Linked DNA regions of Mus musculus: region 1 is linked to region 2. A link is a loop called in an ENCODE intact Hi-C map of the cell type or tissue named here. Cell type or tissue: left cerebral cortex. All regions are shown on one strand.

What was found. Peaks named below come from ENCODE experiments on the same cell type or tissue, not always from the same donor. Only the 100,000 strongest peaks of a DNase experiment are listed, where the experiment ranks them.
Region 1: it touches region 2 in a loop (2.6-fold over the local background); 15 of 42 quality-filtered maps call a loop at or near these places.

Annotation. Positions count from the first base shown.
Region 1 is chr9:42,262,393-42,264,892 of GRCm38, reverse strand. Sc5d (sterol-C5-desaturase) reads left to right here and starts at 593. Exons shown (of 6, transcript NM_172769.2): 1 at 593-687. In left cerebral cortex, no CTCF peak of the experiment used is centred here; DNase peaks (open chromatin) are centred at 582, 1,063 and 1,341; H3K4me3 peaks cover 1,811 bases; H3K27ac peaks cover 1,296 bases.
Region 2 is chr9:41,998,477-42,000,976 of GRCm38, reverse strand. It overlaps Sorl1 (sortilin-related receptor, LDLR class A repeats-containing), which reads left to right. Exons shown (of 48, transcript NM_011436.4): 31 at 578-733. Among named protein-coding and RNA genes, the nearest start is that of Gm16214, 23 kb to the left of the region's middle. In left cerebral cortex, a CTCF peak has its summit at 1,068 (motif pointing left); a DNase peak (open chromatin) is centred at 1,071.

The DNA of each region.
Region 1 (2,500 bases), 260 kb before region 2:
TTCCCGAGTCATAATTAGCCAATTTGATCTTTAAGTTCACCTCCCCCACCCCTATCTTTACCTATGTAAACCAGTTGGGCCAGATCATAACCTCTTTCTCTATTTTTATCGCTATTAATAATTGCTTTTTAAATTTACTCTGCTACACATAACTTTCGATTTACATATTTTAACGCTGCATAAGAGGACTTGCAGGGAAGTGACAAATAACTGCGGATTGATGAACGTTTGAGTCACAAAAATGGGACAAAAGACTCCACCATTAACATCAAAGGAAGCGTCATTAATCCTACTTCAGGCTGTCATTTTGCATTCATCCCGGGTCCTTTGCACGATTCTAGTCAACTTTCTGGGCGGGAAGAAAGTGGGAAGGAAAGCAAGCTTCGTCCGCCCCGTAGCAGCATCATGAAGCGCCTGGATAGTCCCGGCAGAGTGCTGGACCTGGTTCGGGGGTGCGGGGAGGCGTGGGGAGCGCGGGACGCCTACGCGGCGACCACGTGACCGCCGCGACCGCGCCGGTCCAGGTCGCGCGATCCGCCGTCACATCAGCTTATTGCGCCGGCTGCTGATTGGCCGGCTGCCTGCACATGGGCGGGGCTCTGCTGAGCGGGCGGTGTCTCGGGCGCTCTGGCTCGTACTCTCCGCTGGCTGTAAAGCCGCGGCTGACGGAGCTGCTGGGCCTGGCAGGTAGGTTCCGTGCGCTGGCAGCTGGACAGCCGCGAGTGGGAGGACCCGCGGGCGGTCGCGAGGATCCCCGGGTGCCCGGCGCCGGTACGGCATCCGCCGCACCCGTGTGGCCGTCCCTGCTAAAGCGCAGGTGGCATGGGGGGGTGGGGGTGGGGGTGGGGGTCTGGCCTGGCGGACACCTTGGTCCCCGGGGCCTGCGATGGGGATAAGGTTATATGGGAGCGGGGAAGGACCCTGGCCCGGTAAAGCTGGGTCCCTGCCAGTGCTAGAGGTTGCCTGCCTACTGTGAACCCCACATCCAGGGTGAGGTGGGAAAAGCTGGTGATTTGCTTTGCCACCGGCACTTCCTGGAGAAGGTACCAGGTTGCGAACCAGCGTCCGATTGAGGCCTAGGGAGGGTGGTGGGCCGTCACTCCCTGCCTTTCTGAAGACCATACGCTGTAGCGTGCACACTTTAAGCATCGTTAAGAAGTCACTCATACTGGCATCCCTTCTTATTGCCGAGTAAATTGGGAGGTGGTACAAGTGGAAACAATATCTCGGCGGCAGCGAAGTTATTTGACTATTTTGTGTTAGTTGAGTTTGCATTTTCATTAGTTGTGTTAAAGTGCTTACCTTCTGACCCTTACTGTCTTACGGACTTTTGCATTCATCCTGTAATATAATGAACGTGGAGAACTCAGAATTCCCCATCTGTATTTGTGACTCTAGGGAAGTAATGCTGTGTAGAACTTTTTGTGTAGGCTTTACACATCGACTGCTCCTTACAGAACAAAGCTGTTTAAGGCATTGCGCCTTCACTGTCCTGTTTATTAAGATTATACGCGGACACACGTTATAGACTTGTGAGAATTAGATGGGAGAATCTCTCCATCACTCCTCCAGATGTGTAAAGGCCGGATGAGAGGTACTGCAGAGCATCCAAGAGCTTTGGAGACTGAAGCAGGAGAATGCAAGTTCCAGGCCACATAGCCAAAGGGGGGAGGGGTGGAGTGCTTAAAATAATATGTAGTATTTTTTAAATATATAAATGGCTAGTTATTGTTCCTGTACTTTTTTCAGTTAAGAAAAATATAATAGTTTTAAGTCATTTAAGTATAATAGTGGATTTATATATGTTTACTTATTTATCTGATGCTGGGATAGGAACCAAGGCTTTGGACATACTACACCAAAGGAATATCCCTGAATTATACCCCAGGCCCATTTAATTGATAACCATGTTTTAAAGTCAAAAATTGTGGGTTTTTTTTCTGCCAAAGCAGTATACTATTTAACGTAAACTTACATTTCAAGCAATAATGCCTAATTATCTTAGAGTCCATGAGCTGTCTTTGACTTTAAGGGGTTGCACCTTTACAATTTACATACAATTTGGTATGGCCATGTGGGTGTTTCTCACTGTCTAGCACTTGATGCTGGTTGAATTGCTTTTTTTGAATTGTGAGTGGCATATATGATGGGGAAATGAGCACCTGACATTTAATGTAATTTAAGTTTTTCAGGATGAGAGAAAACATGTGTGGCTCATTCCATAAGCAACAGGCTAAGTTCCTTAGCAAACACCTCCCAGCTGTGGCCGATGCTGCAAACCTCTGGTTTCGGCTGTTTGGGAAGCTGTAGAGGGAGTGTGGCCTGAGTAATGAGCTTCAGGGAGAAGGGCAGGGGTAGGAAAGGTTTTTAATGAAGAAACTGAAAAATCCCAGGGGAAAGCGACCAAAGGATGGAGACGCAGAGCCTTCACGGGAAAAGTGTCGTGTCATGTGGTACAAATATATGAAGCTGTGCTCAGTAGCACTCAAGCTGACTATGG
Region 2 (2,500 bases):
CCTGCTTCTGAAGGGCTGACTGAGGGAGCCCAGAGCCTTGATTCTAACGTTTGCTGTGCAGCCCCCGCCCCCACATTTCTCTGGACTATCTTTGAAATGTCAGAGGACCCCATACCAGTGCACTTCAATATAGTCAGGGGCCCCGGGTTAGAACATGTGCTGCTGTTGCCCTTTGCTTTCTCACCTTGGGCCATTGATGCTTTATCTACAGCCATGCTAGGCCTGGGTGAGAATGGTCCAGCCACCTGGGCCTTCCTTATTGCCTGTCCACCCGCTTCCTCTAGCAGCAGTCAGGAGCCCTTGCAAGAGCAAATGTATACGACTGTTACATTATTGCAAGTGTTGTAGCTTATTAACTCCCCTAAGCAGTGTGGAAAGGCTGCCATCTCTTCAGAAACCCCTTCCATACCCCATATAAATGCTATTTACATGAGCTGATGTTCAAGGCTGTGTCTGACACTGGTCTCCTTGGGCTGGTGCAACAGGGATGTCAACATAGGCTTGGGACACGTTTTTTAATTGGTGATCAATCTTCTACTAACACTTCTACTAACACTCCTTGCTTGTTCTTCCTCAGATTCACATGTTCTACCCTCCCCGACCCCCGGGCCCTCCACGTGTCTGCCCAATTACTTCCACTGCAGCAGCGGGGCCTGTGTGATGGGCACCTGGGTGTGCGACGGCTACAGGGACTGTGCAGATGGCTCTGATGAGGAGGCCTGCCCCTCTCTAGGTGAGTCCTGGCCTTGATGTGCCCAGTTGGCATTTTCTTTCCTGGAGGGGACTCTGGGAGTATTGTGTACCAAGACTGTGTGGCAACCCAAGAGAAGCATCCCAGCTTTTAAACTGCTCTGTGTGTTTCTGGCCAGAAAAGTCCCACTCCCCTGCCTGCCACCCCTGCTTCCCTTACAGTGGGGAATTACAGATGGGGTAATAAGGCAGTGTTTTGTGTGTGTACAAAACTTAGGGGAAAGAATCATTTTTATGCTTGTTGGCTGGCTGGCATTCCCTCTAAAAGAAGGGTGACCACTGCCATCTAGTGGCTGATCACAGAAACAGCGGAAAGGTCTGTACAACCTGATCTTTGAGGTCCACCTTTGAGAAGTCACCTGTCCTGTAGGCAGAACTGGGGTGAGGGGGCCGTGTCTTTCCCTGAACTGCAAGCAGTCCCAAGCTTGCTTTTTGAAAGGAGAATTGACACTTGGTTGGACTGCTTTGCACAGTCCTTTTCAGAGCCCAATCTTAGGTCTGCAGAGATCCTCTTCCTCTGTGCACACCCCAGCACTTCCCTTTTTAAAAGTCACCAGTGGCTTCTTGCTTGGAAAATCAGAGGAGGCCTTACGGTCTAGTGGTGGAAGATGCTGTGACTGCTAAACAAATATCTTAACTTAGGCAGTCATTTTTAACTGGTGGGTTGCTAATTCGTTTTTTAAATTTTGGTTTTTAAAAATCGTAAGTGTATATTCATTGTACAAGATAGTGGGTTTTATTATGATATTCCCATATATGTTTACCATGTGTCTTGGTCACAGCCACCTACATTATTTCTCAACTTGTCACCTTGCCCCTTCTCCCTGTGGTCTTGTAGAAGATCAATTTTTTTAAAAATCCCCCTTATGTGTATGTCAGCGTGTGTGTGTGTATGTGTGTGTGTGTGTGTGTGTGTGTGTGTGTGTGTGTGTGTGTGTGTGTACTCATACCTGTTCACATGTGTGGAGGTCAGAAGACCACCACATCTTTGGTCCTTGCATCCCATCTTGTTTGGGACAGCCAGGGTCTATTGCTGTGTATAGATGCATATGCCAATCTAGCCGACACTTGGGGACTGGGGACTCTCTGTCTTCATCTCATCCTAGGAACCCTGGGATTACTGCAAGGCAAGCACTTTATCCACTGAGCTATCCTCCCAGGCCAGGAGAGCAGTTCCCAACACCCAGCCTTTCCTCTTTCCTTCCTCTTCATTCTTCTTTTCTCCCCCTACCTCTCCCCAGCCCTCTCCTCTGCTCTCCACCGCCCCTTCTCTTCTCTTTGCTCTTCTGCCTCTCCCATTGCTCTGTTCCTATCACCTCTCTTCCTTAGTTACTTTTTAGAGTGAGGCTCTCACTGTGTATCCAGGCTAGCCTCGGAGCGTGTTGTAGCACAGCCTGCAGAGACCGTGTTGGGTGGCTCCTATGCTGCGGTGGCTGAGAACGCCGTAGGAGCATCTCGGCGTGCTTTGTTCAGGCCGTGTTCCTGTGCTTCTTACCCGTTGCTCCTGATGCTCCTGTACGGTTGTCTTTGTGAGGCTGACCACCACTATGTCTCCATGTTTCTCCTTTCTCTTCTTCTCTCTCGTGGTTAATATAGAAAGTTCCTGGGAGAGAATACGTGGAGAGAGATCTGGGGACTGACACGTTTGAAACTGTTTTTGCCCTGTCTTCAGGTTTGATTGATCTGAGCTGGATTTAGGAGACTAGCTTGTCAATTGCTTTGCTTTAGAATTGGAAGGCCTCTGCGGTTG